2 separate regions of the Homo sapiens genome follow, and region 2 is linked to region 1. Evidence: chromatin loops called from intact Hi-C (ENCODE). Cell type or tissue: K562. All regions are shown on one strand. Links, peaks and the distances in the headings refer to the core of each region. The heading gives the core; the rest is flanking DNA. Region 1 has its middle 46 kb from the start of MIR1246. Region 2 has its middle 120 kb from the start of MTX2.

Region 1 (8,341 bases), core at 44-8,043:
GATCAGTCTTTTACACAGAAGCTAATTTTAGGTCAATTTTTACCTCTCTGGGGACATCTTTTTAATATCGGGGAATTAGGGAATGGAATGAGTGGCCTCAGAAAGTAGGTTAGAGAGACATATTCCCTGCATGCTAAAACTCACAAGATTGCCTTGGCAGAAGGCTAGTCCTGGCCATGACATGAAGTAGGCGAGCAAATTAGGGAGAGTCTAAATAATTCTGTGCTGCTGGCTAGGCTCCCGGGGGTGAGGGTAGATAAGCAGACCTCATACTTCAAAAAAAGTGATACCTGGAGCTACTCATTCAGTATTACAGTTATGGTTCTTACCAGCTGAACTTTCATTTCATTTTTTAAATATTTTTATTTCTTGTTCTATAAAAGGACATTATTACTTGACTGCATAACATGGGAAAGAAACAAGCAAGTGATCCAGAGCTCTAATAATACATTCTCTCTTTAGCATTGCTGGGTTGGTCATCATTTAGACCTGGGAACCCAACACCTCCTGAAACTGAGAAGAGAGGGCAGACAGGAGTAGGGAAGGCACCACAGGCCCCTGCCTGACCACACAGAGAACGGCAGGGCCCTTTGTGGAGAATGGTGAGTGTACACATAATGCACAGGCAAGCAAACTGGCAGCTAAGAGAAAAGGAAATTGCTGAGTTAGGATATATTCAGCTCCCCCAGAAGTTGCCAAAAACCCTGTTTTCTAACTGTGTTATAAGCCTTTTTTGGATTCCTTGGTCTGTGGCATCCATCAGAGCTGCCCACAAAAGACGCTCATGGGGAATCACCCTTCAGCCTCTCTGCCGGCTGGCCGGCTTCTGCATGGTGTGAGAAGACAGTGAGTTTTAGCACCATTTCCTTTCTGAGTCCAGCTCTAGGAACTTCCTCAGCATGAAACTTTCTTGGTATGGAAATGAAGTTACATATTAATACTAGGTAGCTGGGATCCATCAGCCATCTTTGCCTTTCAGACTCTCACACACATCACCTCTTCACAGAGACCTTTCTGAACCCCTTTACCAAAAATTGCACCCTTCATGTGCACACACACACACACACACACCCTATTCCCCCATGCTTATTTTCTCTCATGTATTGCCTCTTAATAAAGAAAATTCCCATCTCTTTGTCTTTTTTTTTTTTTTTTTTTGGACAAGGTCTTTCTCTGTCACCCAGGCTGAGGTACAGTGGCACAATCACAGCTCACTGCAGCCTCGAACTCCTGGGCTCAAATGATCCTCACGCTTCAGCTTACTGAGTAGCTGGGACTACAGGCGAGCGCCACCACACCTGGCTAATTACAAAAAAAAAAAAAAAAAAAAAAATTATAGAGATGGAGTCTGGAACTCCTGACCTCAAGGGGTCCTCCTGCCTTAGCCTCCCAAAGCATTGGGATTACAGGTCCCATGAGCCATTGTGCAGAGCCTAAACACACTTCTCTTTTATTTTGTCTATTTCTGTTTCCTCCATTCATCCCCAGAATGTAAGTAAGTCCATGAAGGCAGGGGTTTTTACATGTTTTGTTCCCTGCAATTTCCCCAATACCTAGCATAGTACCTGGCACATAGCATGTGCTCATTTAACATATATTGACTGACTGAATGAACTAATCATAGAATCAATTAAAATGTTTAACTCTGGAAATGGACATTCCCCATTCTTAAAACATGGAGTCTTTTATTCCATCTTTACACACTTAAATTTCAAGCACGTTTTTGGAAATGCATTATGTCCAAAAGTAGGGTACTGCCAGTATTACTACTTAAAAGTAAGTGCTAAATTTTAGTAGATTTAGCACATTGAAATAATTATTTCAAATTATGCACCTCAGGACATCATGGAGACCTGTACAGCAGCAGTCCCCAGCCTTTTTGGCACCAGGGACTGGTTTCCTGGAAGCCAATTTTTCCACAGATGTTGGGGGGATGGTTTTGGGATGAAACGGTTCCACCTCAGGTCATCGGGCATTAGTTAGATTCTCACAAAAAGCTTGCAACCTATATCCCTCCCATGTGCAGTTCACAACAGGGTTCGTGCTCCTATGAGAATCTAATGCTGCCACAGATCTGACAGGAGGTATGGCTCAGGCGGGAATGCCTGGGACTCCTCTCTATCGGGAGCCTGGAAGTGAGGTGGAGGAAGCGGGGACCACAGCTGGCTGTGCAGCATAGCCAGTGGGTAATCAATGCAGGCTTTCCTGTGAAGGGACCAGGGTAGGCTGAGTAGAGCCTTACCCAGTGAACAATGGCCCTGAGATCCTATGTGAGGGAGAACCACCATTTCAAAGTTGTGAAAGACTATTTCTCTTTTGCATGTAGAACAAACCATATATCTGAAGGTTTTTTCCTAATATATACATATATACTATTGGCGTAGTGTCTCACTTGCCCTTGACTACAAAGTGTTTTCCTGTATTTTCAGTTTTCTCTAGAAATTTCCTGAATGATATCTAAGAAAATTTCTGTATTTAGATAGCAAACTTAGGAGGACACATAAGACCCAAGAAGGCCAACTGACTTGCCAAGATCACACAGCTGGAAAGAGACATATTTACATCAGGAATTTAGCATCACAATTTCCTCACGAGTGAGATTTCTGCTCAACAGACACGTTGCATTAGAATGATACCATGTATTAGCACATCATTTACTAATAAATACATTTCATTAGACGTTCAAGATTGAGAGTGACTTCCAGAGGAAAGTCTTATGTAGACCTTACAGGGCACATTTATAAGAATACATAGTTCTAAAGCATTCATTTTGAGACAGAAGTCTATTTTAAGTCATGTGGAGCATTTCTAATTAACTTTTATCACCTACCCAATATTTAGAAGCTGATACCATAAAGAAACTTTTTAACACTTGCTTTATAAAGATAACACTGAAAAGGACTTGGCCATCTGCTGAGCCTCTTTTTCTTCATATGGGAAACCTAAGACACTCAAAGTTCACATCATATCACAAGTGAGTTCGTGCCAAAGTCAACACTAGGGCACATCTCTGACTCCCAGTCCAATGTTCTTCTAGGTATCTCCTCCTGTCAGATTGCCTGCTTGGACAGATGAAAACAATCATTAAACTGCCTTTCAGTTTTCCTTACTTCGGAGTAGCTAATTCAAATCACATTGATAATCTGTATTACCCAATATGGTGTGACTTTTCAGATATTCAAGTATTGAAGAAGTAAATTGTCTAAGAAAAACCTAGCAAGGAGGGTTGAAAAGAGCGGAAGTGACTTGTGCCAAGCCTCTCAACTGGAACTGGTCCTGTCCTTGGGACTCTAGAGAGTGAGCCTGGCCTTGGCTGTCTGAGGTTCCCAGAAGAAGACCGGACCTTGAGATCTGAGGATTGGTGCTGAGCAGTGCACTTTGTCAGCACCTGTAATTCCTTCATCACCCAGCTCAGTGCCCAATAATATTTGTTGATTTAAATCTGTATCAAATACAAAACAGAGTTGGAAAAAACTCTATCTGGTGTGTTAGAGCAGGGGTCCCCAGCCTCGGAGCTGCGGACCGTCCCGTTAGGAAGTAGACCGCACAGCAGGAGGTGAGCGGCAGGTAAGTGAGCTTTACCACCTGAGCTCCGCCTCCTGTCAGATCTGCAGCGGCATTGGATTCTCACAGGAGCGCGAACCCTATTGTGAACTGCGCATGCGAGGGATCTAGGTTGTGCGCTCCTGTGAGAATCTAACTAATAATGCCTGATGATCTGAGGTGAAACAGTTTCATCCCAAACCATCTCCCCCATCCATGGAAGAATTGTTTTCCATGAAACCAATCCCTGGTGCCAAAAAGGTTGGGGACCACTGTGTTAAAGGGCAAGACATTAGATGAGTTATCATTCTTCTTTTATTAATTCTCCCCTGTTGTCCTTTTAAATTAATGTAGTTGTTAAAAAAATAAGTAGTATCTACTGCATAAGCAATTAACACAAGGCAGACCCATAGAGTTCAGTAAATGTGTGTGACGATGATGACATATACATGCCTTCTTTCTGCCGCAGACAAGGTGCCTGGGCTCAAGCATATATTTCAATATTATAAAGGGGTAGCAGAAGGTATCTTTGTGGCGATGAACCAATTTTTTACCTTGTTTGTAGTGGTGGTTCATGCATCTACACGTGATAAATTGCATAGAACTATGCACACATACAAATGCATACAAGTAAACGGGTGAAATCTACATAAATTCCACAAATTGTACCAATGTCAATTTCCTGGTTTTGACGTTGTATCACAGTTATGTAAGATGTTACCATTGTGGGAAACTGGGTGAAGGGTACACAGGGCTTTTCTGTACTATTTTGTAATTTCTTGTGACTCTATAATTATTTAAAAATTAAAAGAAGATTCAAGGTTTTTCTTTTTTAACCACTAAAAGATTTCATTAAAAATATAAATGTTTTTGCTTCCTCACTTACCGAAAAAAAAATTCTTAAAATAAAAATTTTCACCTGTTTCTGGAGACTACATCACTAAAGTGGAAACCATTTTTTGCCAGTAAATGTGGTTCCAAGAATTTGAGACGGATTATGCAAATGACTGATTTGTACTATCATACATTTTTAAATACTTTAAACATAACAATTATAGGTGTTGAAACTTAAAACATTGATGAACAGCTGTTAACTTTTAAAATTATAATAAAATTAAAGTGGCCATCATTAAAGAAAGGAAAACCAAGCACTCGTCTATAGAAACTATTTTTTAAGATACAAAGCTCCAATATGTTCTTAAGAAAAAAAATGCACTTGCCTCTTCTCCCAAGTAATATATTTTAGCTTCTCATTATGAATAATCCATCTTTCTCTATGTTCATGGAAGGAGTAAAGCTCAGTCTTTATTTGCTTCTACAGGAAATTTTATTTTCTGTAGAAAGCTAGTCAATTCAGAATAAAGGGACTAATTTATATTTGACCACTAGGTGTCACTGTTGATGGTGGCGTGGGCGATAAGGAGGGGGAGGGGAATTGAAAGCAAGCTCAGGGGATTTGGGGGGTTGAGTTTGTTGTTGCTGTTGTTTTTAAACATAAAATGCTCACATCATTGCCATTCTCCCTCTCTAGGTACGGCAGGGTGGTAGGAAGGAAAGAGAGAAGTATGAAGACACAGCTTTGGCAGTGTTTCCGTAATGACTGGCCCTCAGACCACCCTAGCAGATTGCTGACTGCCGAGCCACAATCCCAACAGAAATTGACTCTTCAAGTCCATTTTAATCATTCCCTAACCACCTCGCGGGAAAACAGAAAAACGTCAATGACTCCACGTTGGGAAAGCGAGGCTCTCCTCGGCCATGCCTGCCTAGTGCTGAAGAAATCAGATGAATAATTTATATCACAAAGCAGTGTGCAGGGTCAGCTCGTGTGTGAAGGGGCTCTGAGTGAGGAGCTCTGGGCGCACGTCAGAAACATCATCTATGAGGCCAATAAACAAATCCAGGCGGAAGAGCCTCAGGAAGTGGAATGGGAATTTTTTGTCAGCAAAGATCAGTGAAGTCCAATTTAATTCTGGACTTGGCTGTATGAAATGGGAACGTTTTCAAAGCCCGTGGAAAATCAAACAATGAAAAAGAGATTTTCCTGATGTACTTGGCACAGACTCCAAGGATAGCAAGACGGGCAGTGCTGCCTGGACCCCGGAGGGAGATCGTCCTTATCTTCAGAACAGCCAGGGCCCGATGCCGAGCCTCACGGTCAGGGGTCGGTTCCCGTACCCAGTAGCATACCCAGGATCTGCAGGCGGGGCGGGGCTCGCTGGCAAAGCCCTGCAGAGGAGGCTGCCGTGTGCCCGTGCTATTTCAATCAAGCGTCTCTAGCTGGAGCTCTTATTCTTTCACTTTCCTAAGGGGGAGAAAGTTAAAGAAAACTAGGGAGTTGGAGTGGAAGGGAGTTTTGAGGAGAGAGCCTAAACAAGGGGTACTAACCCCCTTGTAAGCATCTAGAGGAGAATTTTAAAAAATGGAGGAAGGAGTTGAAATACATGGCCCAAAAGTTTTCATATTTGAAAATAGTTCCTTGCTCACTTATGTTATAAACTATTGCATCAAATGACCATTTCTAACCATTGTCTCATCAAATGAGACATTTCTCAGGGCAGGATTAGTAGTTTATACTTAACCACAATCATTGGAGGCAAGTTAGTGGGATAATCATGTAATAAATTAAAAAAATAAAAAACAGAAAAAGAGGTAAGCAACGAACATCGAGTGCCAACTACACGTCAGGTATTATCCTCAGTGTTTTCTGTGCATCAACTCATTTAATCTTCAAACAACGCTACAAAGCAGGCACTCATATTATTCCTATTAGAGATGAGAAAATGGAGAGAGAGAGAGGAGGTCAAATGGCTTGCCCACGGTCGCAGAGCCTGTAAGCGGCAGACTACCTCCAAGTCACTCAGCAGCAAACATAGGTCTAGAACTCAGAGCTCTGACCCTTACCACCCAGGCTCTCCTTATGGATCTTTTACCATCTTGTGCCCTGTGAAATGTCTACCAAGTTCAGATCCTAACCACTGAGAGCCATAAAATGTATGCACAACAGAATTTCTCTACTTGCTACATTCTGACAAAGTACTACACCAAAAGATGGAATGCAAACTAGGCTGTGAGGCCAGCCCTTGACAGGCATGCCTTTTGTGGCTCACAGCTTCAACTACTACCTCAGGCAAGCCCTTGAGACATCTCTCTGGACCAACTTCTCTTCATATAGCCACTTAGTCTCTGGTCAGAGTCAACTAGCTATATGAGACTATAGATCAAACATTCATTGTGATTTACACGAAATTAATTTCCAGAAAGTGTAAGTAATGGTACTTTGTATGAAAACACATATTTTCCAGGAATTTTTTATTGCCCATGACACACACACTAAGATTTTGCCAAAATAAGTTCAAGCCAGTTGTGTAACTGTACTCAAAATAGCTGAGGCTACATAAAATGTCTTTTGGGCACTGACTCAGGGGGAAAAAAAACAAATGTGCTCCTTAATAACCCTGGTAGCTGTACTGACTCTAACAGATAATTTTCTAGTCCAGCAACAGTATTGCAGTTTGTCATTAATAGATGTGAGGAATTTCTTTAGTTGGAATGAAGCCACAATTAGTAGATGTCCTTTACCCCTACACCTGCACCGCCCCTCCCCCTCCCCCCAAAAAGAAGCAGCCTCTGGAAATAAACCCAGAGGAAGTATTCACTCTGGAAAATAAATGCGAGTATCAAAGTACAGTCAAAGTTTTTGTGGAGGTTCTTATTGTATTTCTTTTAGGATAGACACTAAGCATGAACAATGGGATGATCTGTCAGACTTATCATTCCTGTTGCACTTCCAATGAGCCAGGATTATTTCCCTACCAATGATTTGCCTAGTGCATTAGGTAGGGCTTTCTAGAGAAACAAAACCAGTAGGATATATGTATAGTGTGTGTATATATATATATATGATGGGAATTGGCTCATGAAATTATGCAGACCCAGAAGACCCGTGATATGCCATCTGCAAGCTGGAAAACAAGGAAAGCCAGTGCTGTAATTAATTCTGAGTCCTAAGATGTCACTGAGGGATGGGGAATGGGAGGCACTTGTGTGAGTTTGAAGGCCCCATAACCAGGAGTTTGATGTCCAAGGGCAGGAGAAGATGGATGTTTCAGCTCAAAGAGAGAGAGGGAATTCATCCTTCCTCCATCTTTTTCTTCTATCTGGGCCCTCAAGAGATGGGACAATGCCAGCGCATATTGGTAAGGGTGAATCTTCTTTGCTCAGTCTACTGATTCAAATGCTAATCTCTTCTGGAAACACTCTCACAGACATACCCAGAAATAATGTTTTACCAGCTACCCAGGCACCCCTTAACCCAGTCAAGTTGACACATAAAATTAGCCATCACAACGAGGAAGTAAGGTTCACAACCAGAATTAAAAGGACTTTAGAATTAAACTGTCTTCAAGTGGCCAAAGAAACTTAACTTTCAAACTTCCCCTAAATTCTGATAAACTTTTGAAAAACGTTTTCTCTTTTATTTTGCCACATACATATCCAGATGCCAACACCACACTATTACCTGGGAAATGATGACAGAAAAGGAAAAATTAAAAATAAACACAAAATGTTTATTAAGATAATTATGATTGAATACAAAGTTTCAATAAATTAATTCTTCCGTATTCATGAAACCCAACTACAATAGACAACTGTCAATGTAAGGCAAGTCATTTTTCATTAGTGATTGTGCTTTATATTCATATTTTTAAGAAATATTATTGGACTCTGCTATGGACTGAAATGTGTCCCCCATCCCCAGTTCATAGGTTGAAGCCTTAACCCCCAATGTGACTGT
Region 2 (8,341 bases), core at 223-8,222, 170 kb after region 1:
ATTTAACAGTTGGGACTATTTTTAATAGACCAGCATTTTAGCTAAATTCTTTCCACATTAGTCAACAGCAGTCCCAGTTCTGGAAAAGAAAAAAAAAATCAACTCAACCTTGGTAGGCTTCTTTCATTGTCATTACTGAAAGTACTACAGAGTATTTACTATTTGCTATTATTTCTCTGGTCAAACTAAAGGACTGATTTATGCCTGCTGAGATCTAAACCTATTATCTCAGGGAGAAGATGTATAAGATCCAAAGTTCTATTAGACTGTAACTCAAATCTAAAACTACATGGTGAACTGGCACATGTGCAGGTGCAGGGGTTATAGACACCAGCCCCTGCCCTGAGATGCACAGGAGTTGGAGGGAGTGATGCTGGTGAGACTGATGGGCACAGCACCGCGCAGGCAGAGGCTGTAGGCACAGTTTGGACAATGCTAAGGCAGAGAAGTTGGTCGAGATTTGACCCTCAGCTCCTTCACCACCAACAGTGTGGTCTTGGGCAGTTCACTGAAACCATCTGTATCTCTGTTTCATTATTATTTCAACTTGTTTCTTTCCATTTCTTTCCAATCCTCCACAACAAAGTTGAAATCCTTTTTTGCATATTTATATCTTATTATACACTTAGTACCTCAGAAGCATTTTCTCATAGTAAGATGATTTTTCATGACTGTATAAGGCTACAGTGTATGGAAATATATTAGCTTATTGAGCAAATCTTAATGGTTGGACACCTGTATTGTTTCCACTTTTCACCATAATAAATTGTGATGAATATTTTCCTTATCTTATAAAAGATCTTAATAGCACTGAAATGAAATAGTCCATGAAAAACTTTAAAATCTCAACAGCAAAATTGTCTAGAACTCAATAGTTTAGGAGGTAATTATTCTGTAACTTTTTACTTTTCCTTAAGTACAATTTCATTTTTTGTAATAATACAGATTTTACAAATACTATATGATAGAAATTAAATTCAATATTGAATGACAAATATTCATTGATCTCATAGTCTGTTGCCAGATACTGGACTAAGTCCTGAAGATACAGCAGTGAACAAGACAGACAAGCCTCAGCCTTTCTGGAGTTTACCTTCAAGCAGGGGAGACAGACAAAACAATCACAAATACATGGAACATACCTCAGAAGGTGATGACTGCTTTAGAGCAAAATAAAGCCTGAGAGGCAGCTAAATAGTGCCAGACAGGATGGGGGAGGTGGGTTTTTATATAGCGTATCCAAAGGAAAACTCACTGAGAAGGTGATATTTCAGCAGAGATTGAAGGAAAACAGGTGGGAAAGTTATTCAGGCTGAGTGAACAGGAAAGCAGAGAGGCTCATTTGGCTAGAGCCAAGTGGGCGAGAGGAATTTGGTGGGAGATGTGTTCAGAGAAGTAGCAAGGGTCAGACCACATAGGACCTAATAGGCCTTTAGAAGGACTTTGAGTTGAGTTGGCTGACATGTATTCTTAAAAGATATTTTCATGCACATTGTGAAAGTATCCATTTCTTTTAAAAATATGGTTCTCAGCTGGGTGCAGTGACTCACGCCTGTAATCCCAGCACTTTGGCAGGCTGAGGCGGGTGGATCACTTGAGGCCAGGAGTTAGAAACCAACCTGGCCAACATGGTGAAACCCTGTCTCTACTAAAAAATACAAAAATTAGCCGGGCATGGTGGTACACACCTGTAATCCCAGCTACTCAGGAGGCTGAGGCATGAGAATTGCTTGAACCTGGGAGGCAGAGGTTGCAGTGAGCTGAAATCAAGCCACTGCACTCCAGCCTGGGCGACAGAGCGAGACTCCATTTCAATAAATAAATTTAATTAATTTAATTAAAATAAAATAAAATATGGTTCCCAAAATAATGTTATTTGGTATGAGTCCCAGTTCATATGTTTTTATAGACTCTTCTCCCATTCCAGTCCAACAAAATATGTACTATTTGTAACCATTCATATCCAAATGGCTCTTAATGAGCTTAAGACCTCTATTCTTCAAAGCCTGTTGTTTTATCAAAGAAAGAGAAGTATAAGAGCTAAAAAGAAAAAGAAAATAGAAATAAACATCTTTCTGGGTAAAAAAAAAATGAGTTTCCATAGAGATCAGAATTGGGGCCATCTGATGTTTTATAAGTATTCTACAAGAGAACAGAGAGAGAGCTCCCAGAATACAGATGATGCCAAGACACTCACTATGTGAAACGCTCAAAGGGAGAGAACAGGGCAAAGGTCTCTCACAACTGTGACTTGATATAAGTTGGAAGATGAGTGTCAACATTTAGGAGAGGCCATACAAAATGTTCCTGTGAAACTGCAGCATCTGGGCTTTCATTTGTCCTAGACTTCAAGGGCTTTTTCTGCAGACACTACCCCTGCCATGTTCCTGCAAACAAAGAAGCACATGAATGTTGGATGACATCAGAAAATGTAACAAATAAACATTCATTCTTTCAACAAATGTGTACTGAGCACAGACTATGTGCCATGCACTGTGCTTGCTGTTGGAAATACAAAGCTTATAGTTTAACAGGGTGACAAATAAACTGATGGAATGTGGCAAATGCTCTTCTAGACATAACCACATGATGCTACATGGAAAAAGAGCACATACCCAGATGACTGGGCTCAAGTAAGCTAAAAGAAGTGCTGGGAGGGCCAAGTGCAATGGCTCACACTTATAGTCCCAGCACTTTTGGAGGCCGAGGTGGGCAGATCACTTGAGGTCAGGAGTTCAAGACCAGCCTGGCCAGCATGGTGAAACCCCATCTCTACTAAAAATACAAAAATTAGCTGGATGTGGTGATGCATGCCTGCAATTGCAGCTAGTCAGGAGGCCGAAGTAGGAGAGTTGCTTGAACCCAGGAGGCCAAGGTTGCAGTGAGCCAAGATCATACCACTGTACCCCAGCCTGGAAGACAGAGCAAGACTCCATCTCAAAAACAAAAACAAACAAACAAACAAAAGTGGTGGGAGTTTGGTAGATGTAGATAGGTTGAAAGGATTTGGTGTTCCGCAAAGGAAGAAAAAAGACCGATGGGCAGGCCATGGAGTTCTAAAGAGGCTGTTCTATGTGGTTGGAATGCAGAGATGAAGAGATGCAGTCTGGAAGTGGCGAAGGGATAGAGGTGAAGGCTTGTTCTTACCCTCCTGAACGCAATGGTAATTAATACATCAACATCTGAAAAACTGCATGCTATTCTGGTCCTTGCACTCAATATCCAGATATGGCTGGAAACATGTGGGTGAAGCAGTTTTCACGGAAGAAAGACTTAAAAGATTTGAACTCCCACCTAATAAGGCCTAAAAGAGAAATGTACCAAAATCTATGAAATTAAGAAAAGTCATAAATAAGGTAACATGATGTACTTATTCATTAAATCCCAGACATCAAATGCTGGGCAAAATCCAGCCAACCAGGTCATTTTATACATTAATCCCATCTAAAGTAAACATCTCCTAAATTTAATGATCATAAAGATCCCGAGGTGGTCATTAAAAATACAGATTCTCAGACCTCATGCCAGCACTCGCCACCTTGCCTCACTCTCCTACCAACCTCCTGAATCAGAATCTCCAAGAGACAGGCCTGGGAATTTGTATGTTAACAAATGACTCAGAAGGTTCTTATGCTTTGGAAAAAATTTGGGAAACACTGTTCTAAAAGGATAGGCTGAAACTCCTATAGTCAATAGTATTCTTACAAAAAGGTGCACCTGGCCAGCAGTGTGTCTTGCACATGCCTATTATCAGTTCCCCAGATAGCTTGGATACCTTTGAAGGGTGATATGGATGAAAAGTACAGAAGATGTTCAATAAATTGGGATGTCTCATGATGGCCAGGGCTATTTGCAAGTTACATTACTTATCTCAGACCACTGGCCTCACCAGCCTATGGAGACCAAAAGGGTTTAAGTAACATTTTATATAGATAGATGATGATAGATAGATAGATAGATAGATAGATAGATAGATAGATAGATAGATGATAGATAGAGAGAGAGAGAGAAAGAGAGAGAGAGAGAGAGAGTCTTGCCCTGTCGCCCAGGCTGGAGTGCAGTGGTGCAGTCATGGCTCACTGTAACCTCCACCTCCCAGGCTCAAGCGATTTTCCCACCTCAGCCTCCTGAGTAGCCGGGACCACAGGCAGACACCACCACGCCTGGCTAATGTTTGTATTTTTTGTAGAGATGGGGCTTTGCCATGCTGCCCAGGCTGGTCTCAAACTCCTGGGCTCAAGTGATCCTCCCACCTCGCCCTCCCTAAGTGCTGGAATTACAGGTGTGAGCCACCATATCTGGCCAACATTACTATTTGATTGTGGCCAGCTTAGTATTCCAAGGGCCTGTGCAAACCTGCAGCCTCCTTCAAATTGTCCCCTGATGTCTCCTCAACTTCTGCCACTAGAAACAAGTTTGTTCAAGGTCTTTCACTCAAGAATCATGCCAGAAGCTGGTAACTAGCAGCCATTCAAGAGAGTCACCACATGGTGGCTGCAGCTCCTGCTGTCCCCCTGTGTCCTCTTCCTCTCTTCCTCCAAATCCCCTTCTCGAAACCTTCTTCCTTCCTTCAGCCCTTAACGACCATAAATAGCTGGAGGAAGGGATGGAAACTTGCACTACATTCCCATTCCTGTCTTTAACTTACCCAGGACTTTGCTGCTACAAGACAACCCCCTAAAAAGGCATGGTCTTCACCTGCTTGTCACAGAAATGGATTCTCACATTCCTGACTCTCATTTTAGATAGCATCCCAAGCACATCAAACAGAGAGTTTTTAAAAATATATCTAGAATATAAATTGTTTTGCCAAATTTCAACTTGATGGCATTTGAAATACTTAACGTCAGAATCCATAAAATTATGGGACTTCAGCATCCTAGGAACCACTACAAGTTCTGGGAAGGAGAATGCCTTTCCTGGATTTGCAAAAGTCACTGGCATGTGGAAGACACATGCAGCTTAATGAATATAGTACACAGATGCTTCTAAAATGCACTTGCATTTCAATAGTTTGCAATAAGTGAAAGCATTCTAAGTAAGAGCTCAATTAACTAGATTCATAAACACAACTGTTTCACAACCTCAATCAAAACTCCAGAGGCTTAGGACAAGGGTCAGATTTTTATTAGTCTGAGTCAAATTTGATCCCTTGCTTTTTGGTCATTTTGCTGCTTGCTAAAACCTTCAACAAAGGCAGAGGAAAGATCACAAATCAATCAATAACAGATGTTGATTCCCTACGTAGTCCACTGTCTGAAACATCTGGATGTGGAAGGACCTCTTTCTGGATGATATAGAAGACTAAAAGAAGTTTCTTCTGGACAAAAATTTTTCATGTGCTAAACAAGGGCAACAATTGTAGAAATCATGTTTGCAATTCGGTAAAGGTGACCAGCAGTTTGGTCAAGACCAAAATCAGCCTACTATAGCCAAGTGACCTCTTAGAACAATTATATGAATTTCACAGACCAGTAAGAAGCCACCACTAAGCAGAGGCACTCCTGTGCACAACCTGCCCCTTTAAAAACACATATTGCCTTCATGTGATAAGTGTGTAGGCCTTTGATAATGGTAATTCTCCTACTCAGATGCTGGCCCAAGAATGGGACATGTTCGCCCTATCACTTCTGTTTCCCCATGTAATTAAGAACTGACCACTTGTAGATGTGGACCCTTATTTGGAAAAAGGGCTCATGCTCTAGAGGACATGTCAGACTTCTTTATAGATATCAACCTCTTTGCATTATTTAACATTTTTGTATTTCAAGCCTCTTTTCAAAATAAATTATAAGCTAACATACTTGTTCATCGGGCATGTTTGTGGACCCTAGACACGCATCAGTATTAGTTTCTTACTTCCCCTTCAATTCACTGGATAATAGATCTTAGTGCTGAAATGCTTCTTTCAATTAAACTTGCAGTAGATCTAAAGATTCGGATTGTAAGCTCATTACAATGGGAGCAACATAGGAGAACAATACCATTGCTAGTGGCCCTGGATACCCAGACTTAAGGGGGAGAATTCCTCACAACAAGTTTCAGATTGAACCTTTGTGTGAGTGGATTTAATTCTTATGGAAGAGACAGAATCAGACATCAAAATTCAATAAAAGGAAACTCTGGGCATGAAAAATGAGTAGTTGTAAAATATTTAACAGAAGCCAAATATTGAACTTGGACTTGCAACTTTGTTCCTATTGTGACCTGTTGGAGGTGAAATGGAAACACCCAGTCTCATGCTGAGCCAGACAGCAGAAAGTGGCCCCGTAATCCAGCTCAGAGTGACTGACTCCCTATGGACTGGGGGCAACAGAAAGGAAAGCAGCCTGGGGGTGTTTTCATTCCCAGAGTAGTTTCTCCTATTTCATTATTCCAAAGGTTCTAATGCTGAACAGGTAGGATGTACCAAGGCCTCCAGTCAGGGTTTACGCACTGATGTCCTAAAACACTTGTCCTAAAGCAAACACACAGGTTAGTACAGATTAGACATACTTCTGTACTAAACATCCTAGGTATGTACAAATATTGTGAGAATGTTCTCTTTCCAAGAATTCAAACAACTAGGGTTGCTAGATTTAGGAAATAAAAATACAGAACATCTTCGGTTAGACAGGAGAAATAAGGGGTTTTTTTTTAGGTCTATTTCACAGCATGATGACTATAGTTATTAATTGTTTGTTGTATATCTCATAATTAATAAGAGAGTAAATGTCAAATGTTCTCACCACAAAAAATGATAAGTAAGGTGATGGGTATGTTAATTAGCTTGATTTAATTATTCCATTTTTTATGCATATATCATAATATCACTTTTACCCCATAAATATATATGGTTATAACTTGTCGATTTACAATACAATTTTTAATTTATAATTTACAATTTAATTACAAAATTTTAACTTATAATTTACAATATAATTTCTTTAGTTACAATTAAAAAATACAGAACATCAGTTAAATTTGAATTTCAGATAAAGACTGAATTTTTTTAGTATAAGTATGCCTCATGCAATACTTGGGATATACTTATACTAAAAATATATTCATCCTCTATCTAAAATTCAAATTTAACTGGGCATCTTATATTTTGTCTGGTAGCTCTACCAGCTCACATCATAAGAGGACACCACAATTGAATCTACAGATGAGAAACTAAATTTGAAATAATTCATCTGTTCAATGTCACTGAGACCATTAGTGCTTAGGCAGAGAGCAGTAGATCTGATACAGTGGGAAAAGCACAATGATAATCTTGCCCTTGCCTAAAGTAGAAAGACATGCATGTGAGTTGATGCTTTTATTTTTGTTAAATACCCTTGAGTCAATATAATGCAAAACCATGATAGTTCACATTTTATAGTAACTTGTGTGAAACAGGAAGAAAGTCACCTCTATGGGAGTCTAGATGCATTTCTAACAAGACTACAATGACAAGGGGCTAAGTACACACCTCACTTATATTTAACATAGGGAAAGAAGAGATTGTCAATAAGGTGCTTATACTTAGAGATGGAAAATTTTGAGTGGGTTTATTTGCTGTGTGGTGTTTGGTGTTAAGCGTTTCTGTTTACATGTATGTTTGAGGGTTTTACTCCTTACAATAGAGTAAATCTCAGAAAGGCACAGAATATTGCACTGATCTGAACAAATTATTTTTTAAAGCCATCAATTAAAATAATAAAATTATAAACAATTGGGGGAATGCAGAATATGTATATATCTTTTTATATCTCAGTACCTGTGAAGAGCACAGAACACCTCTGATTAAGCATTTGTTTAAATTAAGAAATTAATTTATAGTAAAAATGCCAAGAGGAATTAATCAAAAATTATCATGTATAATTCATTTCCAGATCATGGAATATATTTGCGGCTAAGGAAATTATTTGGCTATCTACTGTAATTCTTGGACATTCTGAGGGGTTTTAGTATACCTTGAATCCTATTGTTTCCCATTATGCATCAGGAAATCAGAAACTGATTTCAAAATAAAATTGAGATTTAACTTTTAGTCTCCCCCTAATTATCTAGAAATCACATAACCACAAGAACTTCACTAGAATTGGTTTTTATGTCCCTACGTAGCCTGGCAGTGCCTGACTCACACAATAGGTACTCAGAAATCTGTGTTAAATTAGCTGGGCATGGTGGCAGGTGCCTGTAGTTCCAGCTACTTGGGAGGCTGAGGCAGGAGAATAGCTTGAACCCAGGAGGTGGAGGTTGCAGTGAGCCGAGATTGTGCCACTGCACTCCAGCCTGGGTGACACAGCGAGACTCCATCTCAAAAAAAAAAAAAAAAAAAAAAAAAAGCCAAGACCATTTCTGTGATTCCTGGATG

The links. Hi-C counts contacts between places; a loop is a spot of excess contacts. Peaks named below come from ENCODE experiments on the same cell type or tissue, not always from the same donor. Only the 100,000 strongest peaks of a DNase experiment are listed, where the experiment ranks them.
Region 2: a loop joins it to region 1, with 2.3 times the contacts of the local background. A loop is called at or near these places in 2 of 110 quality-filtered maps.

Annotation. Positions count from the first base shown.
Region 1 is chr2:176,551,241-176,559,581 of GRCh38, reverse strand. No RefSeq gene overlaps it. Among named protein-coding and RNA genes, the nearest start is that of MIR1246, 46 kb to the left of the region's middle. RefSeq lists a silencer at 3,427-3,721 and an enhancer at 4,807-5,101. In K562, for the core only: a CTCF peak has its summit at 4,930 (motif pointing right); a DNase peak (open chromatin) is centred at 4,961; H3K27me3 peaks cover 1,973 bases.
Region 2 is chr2:176,382,178-176,390,518 of GRCh38, reverse strand. No RefSeq gene overlaps it. Among named protein-coding and RNA genes, the nearest start is that of MTX2, 120 kb to the right of the region's middle. In K562, for the core only: a CTCF peak has its summit at 4,494; no DNase peak of the experiment used is centred there.